Linked DNA regions of Homo sapiens: region 1 is linked to region 2. A link is an interaction called in ENCODE POLR2A ChIA-PET data of the cell type or tissue named here. Cell type or tissue: PC-9. All regions are shown on one strand. Each heading gives the region's core, and the rest is flanking DNA. Links, peaks and the distances in the headings are about the cores only. Region 1 overlaps PLEKHA6 (pleckstrin homology domain containing A6). Region 2 has its middle 5.5 kb from the start of REN.

Region 1 (4,392 bases), core at 201-4,200, 140 kb before region 2:
ATGAGGGCACCGAGGCCTACATTGATACCTCTAGGGGTTGGATTTGGAGTCACTGAAGCCCCTGTGGAATTAGAAGACCTAGATCCATCCCTGAGTACTATTCCCTACTCCCCAAATACCAGCATACATGCTGTCCCTGTGAAAAGCTTGTGGGCATCCATACCAGCATCTCTACCGCCCCTGCGCCATTGTGGAGGTAAGAGATGAAGTGGATAAAGGTCTCTGAGGCAGGGAGATAAGGGCCTAGAAGAAAGACAAGCTTGACTCAGGGAAGGGCACAGGAGAAGAAGTTAAGGAGGATTCTGCTATTTCTCGCCCCAGCTTGGTTGGGATACTCATCTGACACCTGAGAGTGAGGTCCGCCAGGAGCTACAGAGGCAGCAGGTGTCTGTCTATTCCCCTCCAGTCTCCTTGGTTAGACCATCCCCAGGCCAGGGGGAGTGGTGGCCAGTTAGGATCAGTCTTGTCGTTCCAGGATCCTTCTCTGCACTTACTGTTGGCCCAGTCACTCCATTGTCGTCTGCAGGAGTATTAGATGAAATTCCAGAGACTTCAGTCTCTAAAGAAGAAAGCTTTTCTAGAACAGGGAATTTATTTCTCTCCCCGGGCTCACAGGGGAAGTGGAACATTCCATTTGAAGGGTGAAACAGGAACAGGTGAGCTACAGTTCAGACAACAGGACTCTGAGACACAGGTTGAGGGAGTGGCTGAGCCACTCATGCTGTCCACCTCTGTCTCTGCCATCTTATTATCAATCTGTTTGAGGGCACCTTGCTTCCTGTGCCCTGATCTCAAGATGCTAGGATGGCAGGATATGGCTCTGGGACCCCTAAGGAAGACAGGTAAGAGGACATCCCTCAGAAGATCCTGTCCCTCCCCATCTGGGGACCCTCACTTTCCCACCCACCAGTGCTGCTGTGTCCCACAATTCTGAGGGCACCGTTCACATTGTGCTATATGGGAATAGTACCCCCTGGGGTTGTGCAGAGGCCAGGAAGTCTGTGCCAGCAGATAAGTAGGAGGGCAGAATCGGACACTTTTCTGTGTTCTAGGCAAACAATAGAGACCTTTCCAGGAAGCTCGGGGGAGGGAGCTGCCTGTAAGAGGATCCCCGGGGAGATGCTCTGTGGGGTGGCTTGAACAGGTTTCTGCATTTGCTGCTGCTTGCTTAATTAGACACCTACATGGTGCTCTCTGCTAATGACCATGTCTCCCAGGGAGATGACAGATAGAAAGGTGGTTAGCTGCAGAATGTCAGGTGAAAATCTCAAAGACAGCCACCTGAGGATGGGGGCATGGAGGTGGAGAATCATATGATTTCCTTGGGCTAATATGGAATATAGACTGCCAACAAGAGAATTTTCTCCCCAGGGACTGAGAAGAGAAGCAGTAGCCTCAAGGTCAGCTTCTTTCTTCAATAGTAACATCTTGTGTGAGCTCTGAACTCCTGGCTGTGGTTTGTGCTCTTGAGAAATGGGGAGGTCATCCCTATGTTCAGGGAGTCCCCGAGGCCAGATGAGCCCAGGAATGTGCATGTTTCTGGAGGTAGGCATCCTGGAGTGGAGGACAACCCGGTGTTTTTCCAGCACCCTGTAAGTTAGGTTGAAAAGATGAGCTGTGTGGGGAGGCCTGACTATTGTGTGAAGTGCATCACTAAGATGGTGAACTCCAACAGGGCGATTAGTCAGGAACCATCCTGGGATTTGGAGCTGAGCTTTGGAAATGGGCTAAGGGCTGGGCACAGTTGGTCCCACTTGTAATTCCAGTGCTTTGAGAAGCTGAGGTGGGAGGACCTCTTGAAGCCAGGAGTTCAAGACTGGCCTGGGCAACGCAAGGAAGGAAGGAAGGAGGGAAGGAGGGAGGGAGGGAAGGGAGGAAGGGAGGAAGGGAGGGAGGGAGGGACAGAGGGAGGGAAAGAAAAGAAAAGAAAAGAAAGAAAATGGGCTAAGGGCCTGTGCTTTGAGAAGCTGAGGTGGGAGGAATGCTTGAGGCCAGGAGTTCAAGACTGGCCTGGGCAATGCAAGGAAGGAAGGAAGGAAGGGAGGGAAAGGAAAAGAAAAAAAAGAAAAGAAAAGAAAAGAAAAGAAAAGAAAAGAAAAGAAAAGAAAATGGGCTAAGGGCCTTGATGCAAATGCTTCAGAGCTTCTCAGAGAGTGCACTAGAGGCAAACTGATTTCTGCTGATGACTCGGGAAGTGGCTGCATTTTGGCATTTGTGATTCTTCTGTGCCTGTCCCCAGCACACTCTAGCCCATCTTTGTGGAACTGGGATTGTTGGGATATGGGTAAAGAGGTCCTGTGGTCCTCTCCTGGGTGAGCCAGCCAAATATTTACCAAAGCAGCGCTGCCGAGAAAAGGTGCCAGGACCCAGGTGAACGTTGTGTTTGTGCTGCCCAAACAATGCCATGCTTCATGGGGTCCTGAGCATCCCGGCCCTGTAGTAAGGCCTGGAGCCAGACCCAAGCAAGGGCAGGTTGTAGGAAAGCACAGGACTGTGTGCCACTTGTGAGCCAGAAAGGTGTCACTCTGCCGTTGAGTGTTTCTGGGATGCTTTGAATGGTTTTGCTCTTGTTTCCTCCATCCCAGGAAGGCCTGAACACCCCCAGAGGGTGGAATCTGGAGAGGGACAGTAGGATTGCTGTGTGCCGTTTATCTCTCCCATGCTTCTGATGGAAATGATGGAAATAAGCATTTCTGCACATTTCAGGGACAGAGTGAGGTTGGCAGAGATGATCGACTGTCATGGAAGCCTTGGACTGTAGGGAAAAGACTGGGTTTTGAAGCTGAGTAGACCTAACTGAATTTTGGCTGTGTCACTGACTAGTTGTGTGATGCTGGGCAAGTTAGCTAACTCTTCTAACCATGAGTTTCCTGTGCTATAAAATGGGAATACCACCACCCACCTCCAGAGTTTCTGTAGGAATTCAATGAGAAAATATGTATAAAGCATCTATCCAGCACTGGCTCAAGCATTAGGCATTAGCATTTTGTCATGTAGCACCAACTTAATGCCTATAGTAGGAAGGGTAAGAAATGGGCTGAGACCAGAGGAAATGCTATTGCACGAGGGATTCAGTTTAGATCTTAGGATGCATTTTCTGAGTTTAAGGATTTTAGGGCCCGCATGGCCATGGGTGATTGTGAAGTTTCCTCCTCTAAAGAAATAAAATGATTCCCTTTAGAGTGTAATCTTAGGGCTTTCATGTTGGGAAGTAGGAAAAGGAATTATATTCAATTTCATTCAATAAATATTTTTGAGCAAAGGTACTTTCAGTTCCAAAGAGTTGATGATTTTGTGTTTAAAAACCCTTTGAACATCTTGGAAGGAAGAAATATTTGAAAACTGTATTGTATTTGGCAGTTATCATTAGTTTTTTTTTGTTACACTCAAGAAGCCTTAATCTGCTTAGTTCTGGAACTAGAAACAATGAGTAGAAGCAGAATAACTTTTTTTTTTTTTGACACAGAGTTTCGCTCTTGTTGCCCAGGTTGGAGTACAATGGCATGATCTCGGCTCCCCACAACCTCTGCCTCCCAGGTTCAAGTGATTCTCCTGCCTCAGCCTCCCGAGTAGCTGGGATTACAGGCATGTGCCACCACACCTGGCTAATTTTGTATTTTTAGGAGAGATGAGGTTTCTCCATGTTGGTCAGGCTGGTTTCAAACTCCCGACCTCAGGTGATCTGCCTGCCTCAGCCTCCCAAAGTGCTGGTATTACAGGCATGAGCCACCTCGCAGAACTTTCTAACAGCACTCTTCAACAATGGAGCAGGCTACCTTCCAAAGTAGTGAGTGTGCTGTCTCTGCAGGAGTTCAAGCGGCCTGTGGATAACCATCTTTCATAGTGGTTGCTGAGGCCTTTTCCTGCACCGGCTGGGAGGGCAGACTGCTTAATGCTGAGATCCCTCCAAAATGTGGGAGGCTCTCATTCTGGGATCACCAAATCTCCCAGCTCAGGATAAGGGGTTTCCCTAACTCTAGGCTAATGCACTAGAGATTGGAATTAGGGCAAGTTCCTCCCCACACCCGCATCATCACCGGAGGCATTCTTCCTGACTTCCTTCTCCAAAGCAGAGCCTCTTTTCTCTCCCTAAATGTCCTTTACTATGATTTTTTCTCCCAAAGTCTTTGAGCTTTTGTGTACTCTCCCTGCTGCATGTCTCAGAACTAGCTTTTATTGTAGATGAGTCTTTGCCCTCTGTTCCTAATCATTTCTAGCAGGATGAGAGATTGGCAATCAAGCAACTATTTATTGCATCTCTACTACGTATAAGGCATTTGTATAGGAGCTGAGAGGGAAGGCAAGGAATTGCAATAAATAGTCCAATCCTTAAAAATCTTCAGTCTCTCTTTTGGAAAAACGTTTTTGGCGTAAAAAGTCAGTTGAGGGTCA
Region 2 (4,392 bases), core at 233-4,232:
TGTTAGCTCTTTCAGCTCCTGCCTCTGGCCACATGTCTCACCCCGCTCTCTCTCATCTCTCTGTTCTTGATATGTTGGCTTTTTTTGTTTTTATTGACATCATCCTCTCTCCACAGGGCCTTCGCACGTTCTGTTCCTGCTGGGACTCTATTTCTTTGTCTTCAGCTATTCATTGCCAATGCAGCCTTCAGATCACAATGCGAGTATAATTTTGGGTGGGAGGGAAGCTTCCTGGAGTTCCCTGACTGGCACTAGTCATCAGCGCTATTTTATATTTATGCATGATGATAATAATCTATCTCTTCCACAAGACGGTGGGATCCATAAACAAGAGCAGAAACTGTGTTTATTTTTGTGAACTTTGTAACTCCAGCATCTAGCAGAGTGCCTCACATTATAATAAAGGCTCCATGAATATTTGCTAGTAAATGAAAGAGGACTGAAAGAGCAATTTAGGGGTGCTTCATAAATGTTCATTTATTCTGACAAGATACCCCTACCATGAAGGATCTAAAAGTATTCCCCTGTCCCCAAATAATTCCCCCACTCCCAACCACAGTTCCTGAAAAATCACCACTAGGGTCCATCGTTTGGAAAGGGCCTTATCATCTCTGAGGTCAAAACACATTAATTAGCCAAAACATTAGCCACAGAGATGAGCTCCTCTCATTGTCTGTACTGCCCACAGCTGGTGTGGAGCTGGTGTAGAGGGCAGTACCCTGGAGGCACAGAATATTAGAATATTAGGGTATCAGAGCATGAAGACACCCTTGGTGCCATCCAGCCATCTGCTTCACTGTACAGATTTGGAAACTGAGGTCCAAAGAGGAGAAAGGAGGGATCCAACATCACATAGCAAATTTATGGTAGAATGAAGACTAGGATCCAAGTCCCTGACCACCAACCCAGGGCTCTTTGCACTGCCCATTGCAGTTCACTAGTTCATCCACTTAATAAATATTAAGCACCACTGTGGGCAAAAATCATATTCATACATACATAAAGAACTCTGCTGCAAAAGCAGCTAAGTTGGTGCTGTCATAGAAGGGCTTGTAGCCATGCTGTGGAAGCCTACAGCAGAAAGCAGTCAATTCCAGGCTGAGTCAGGGCCTGCTTCATGGAGGAGGGGGTAATATTTGAAGTGGGCCCTAAAAAATAATCAGGGAAAAGCCAAGATAGGCATCTTAGCCTGAATAAATAGCACTCATCCTGGGATTTAGGGACCAGATGTCTGTCTGGGGAGCTGTACTTGACTGCTTGTAAAGCTACAGGGAAAAGGAAATGAGGCAGAGAACCAGGGCCTAAAAGGGAGTTAGAGCCAAGCAGAAAGAGGAGAATAAGTTGGAAGATCAGCTGCCCTACCTCTATTTAGCAGAAGCCAAAACCCTGAAGACTGCCCTTCTCTCCCACCCTTACTAGGTCAACAGAGGATAGACAACCCCCTCCTCCCCCAGCTCCCTGCTTCCAGAGGATTATGTAACCAAATCCAAGCACACACCACTCACCACACAACAGCAAGTAAGCTGAGAGGTAAGGTGTTGGGGCAAAGAAAGCGACCCTATTCAGAAAACCAAGAAGATGGTGGACTAGCGTCATAAAGAACCATCTGAAGTCAGCATGACTTTTAGGTTACTTTTTACATTTAGGGGAGGGGGAAGAGGAAGAGGTTGGGATCAAGAGGTGACTGATGACCGCAGACACCTGGGTGCCAGCAAGGGTCTGAGGAGTATGTAAAAGTTCTTTTTTCTAGGTCAGGTCACAATGTTCCTATAAATCTTTAACATAACATTGTTATTTCTCTGTATTCTTCCTTATCTCCTTGGGGCTTAGTTTGGGGGAAAGAGCTGTTATCATTTTTTTAAGTTGAACTGCAAGCTAATCTATAATTAGCTGGTCTGTGTACAGAGCTAAGCAGAAGCTTTTAACCTAAAAGATATTACCCCTGGGGGTCAGAGGCAAAATGGAGTCAGTCATGCTAAGCCTCCCTCCACTATTTCAATTTCCCCATTGTCAAAGGTTCATCCCACAGTCTTGTGGGATTGGGGAAAATGAGACATCATTACTCACCTGGCTACTTCCTGCCAAACAGGGTTGACAAGGGGTGACTATGGAATGAAACCATTTGACCTGGCTAAGGAAATATTTCGTAGTGCCATTTTTAGGAACAATGATCATCGGCATTTCCCTTTTTGCTTTGATAGTTTTAGCGAGACTTGCACAACCTTTGTTTACACAGTACATAATAAGTTTTACTAGAACGTAGGCCACCATGACTAAAAGAAGAACATCAAGGCTGAATTTAAGAATGCCTCCCAAGATTGATGGAATTACACTAGGAATCCAGGAGAATAGGTCTTTAAAGCAGTCTCTGTAAGTGCCCCCAGATTAAGCCTGCTTTGGTGTTCTAAGGTTTGTTAAAGCCAGGTAGCCTGTTGTCTAATTGTATCAATATGGGTCTGTAGAGGAGGAATTAAGCTAGCAACAGGTGGCTAGCTTAGGGACGCCATTTGGTAAGTAGAAAGTAGGCTTGCGGCTGGGCGCGGTGGCTCACGCCTGTAATCCCAGCACTTTGGGAGGCCGAGGCGGGTGGATCATGAGGTCAGGAGATCGAGACCATCCTGGCTAACAAGGTGAAACCCCGTCTCTACTAAAAATACAAAAAATTAGCCAGGCGCGGTGGCGGGCACCTGTAGTCCCAGCTACTCGGGAGGCTGAGGCAGGAGAATGGCGTGAACCCGGGAAGCGGAGCTTGCAGTGAGCCGAGATTGCGCCACTGCAGTCCGCAGTCCTGCCTGGGCGACAGAGCGAGACTCCGTCTCAAAAAAAAAAAAAAAGAAAGTAGGCTTGCAGGCTTGTGGGTCCTTATTATTGCTTTGCATGTAGTGTCTAATGAGGTGCTGCATAAGAAAGAAACATGGGGCCTCTGGGTATGGAGTTATCAATTGGATCCTATGTATGATTTGAGAAACCAGCTTCTATAGATCTAATGCCCAAGAGGCTACATGACTAAAATTATGTGTACAGGAACAACTAGAGGATCAGAGTGGTCATGTACTGAACAAGGTTTAAGATGACAAATCTGGCAGTGTGATATGCTAGTGAAAGAGGCAATAGATTGAGAAATCCTAACTCAAGAGTTGTCTTGCCAAGGAAACAAAAATCTCTAAAGGACATGCAAGACACATAGGGGATACATTTTCATTGTACTTATCTTTTTGTGAAACAGTAGCTTTCGGTCTTTCAAGTGCTCACAAGCCCACTGTTTTCCTGGTTTCCGGATTAGTGGGCTGTCTTCTGGTGGTACTGCCTTGACCTGAGTATAATGTGCACATGGCTTTACTCCAGCAAGTTTAACTGATAAGCGTGTGTTCACCAGCAGCTCAAATGGCCTTGTCCACTTGGCAGCAAATTGGTGTTCAGGTCCTTGTTCTTTCCAGGTATTTAGGAGGATCTAATTTCCCAGTTGAAAAGGATGTAGGACCACATCTGCTGGATGAGTGGTCCTGCTAGAAGCAAACTCATGAACAGAAGTTAGTATAGTGCCTAGAGTCTTAATATTTGGTAATTGCCAAATCTCTTAAAACATCAGTTGGTTCTCCCACCAGGACAAAAACCTAGAATGGGCTACCAGATAATACTTCAAAGGGGCTCAATTTGAACCTACTTGAGGGAGCCACTCGAATCCACAACAGCAATCAGCAACATCTTATCCCAAGTCAAATTAGTTTCTTGATATATTTTGGCAATGCTTCTTTTTAGAGTATGGTTCATCTTTTCAGTTTTTCCCATGGATTGTGGTCTCTAAGATGATAATCTAAAGGTTTCAGGAAGAGACAAGTCACAGCTCCCCTGACACTCCTGTCACCATCATAGATAGTCTTTGAATTAAGGTAGGTGGGTATTAACTACAGAATACGTTGCCCCTGTATCAATAAGAAAGTCAATAAGTTTGTTCCCCACTGTCAATTTTACCCAGGGCTCCTGTGGGACTATGACAGCAGTTGGCTAAGCATACATATTCAATGTATGTATGTTACAGAAGAAGCTACGAATATTTATGAAGGTGATCCTGACACATGCGTATTGTACAAACATGCATGTTACATATGACCCATGTTTACCTTGAGGTGAAAGCGTAACATTTAAATGTACTACAATTAGGCCCTGTACATCAAAAGGTCTTTTCAGAACACAAAGGCATGCAAATGCACAATCTCTATAACTAGCTAGAACCAGTTCATGGCCAGCAGTCTTATTATCAGGAGAAAATTAGTGAAATCAGTCTTTTGTTCAATCAAAGCTATAGTTATGGCTGGTGGAACTGGGGTTCAGTTAGTCAGCATCTATGAACTGGATGAGTTGAAATTGTTTTAATATTGCTTGTCTTAAGGC

The links. ChIA-PET counts read pairs that join two places held together with the same protein. Peaks named below come from ENCODE experiments on the same cell type or tissue, not always from the same donor. Only the 100,000 strongest peaks of a DNase experiment are listed, where the experiment ranks them.
Region 1: POLR2A ChIA-PET joins it to region 2 with 8 read pairs; 1 of 35 experiments calls an interaction of 5 or more read pairs at or near these places.

The regions. Positions count from the first base shown.
Region 1 is chr1:204,310,559-204,314,950 of GRCh38, reverse strand. All of the region lies in intron 1 of PLEKHA6 (pleckstrin homology domain containing A6), which reads left to right. Among named protein-coding and RNA genes, the nearest start is that of PLEKHA6, 47 kb to the left of the region's middle. In PC-9, for the core only: no CTCF peak of the experiment used is centred there; no DNase peak of the experiment used is centred there; H3K4me3 peaks cover 794 bases; H3K27ac peaks cover 383 bases.
Region 2 is chr1:204,169,645-204,174,036 of GRCh38, reverse strand. No RefSeq gene overlaps it. Among named protein-coding and RNA genes, the nearest start is that of REN, 5.5 kb to the right of the region's middle. RefSeq lists cis regulatory regions at 2,037-2,075, 3,782-4,392, enhancers at 1,916-2,141, 1,823-2,414 and a promoter at 1-4,392. In PC-9, for the core only: no CTCF peak of the experiment used is centred there; a DNase peak (open chromatin) is centred at 2,166; H3K27ac peaks cover 3,444 bases.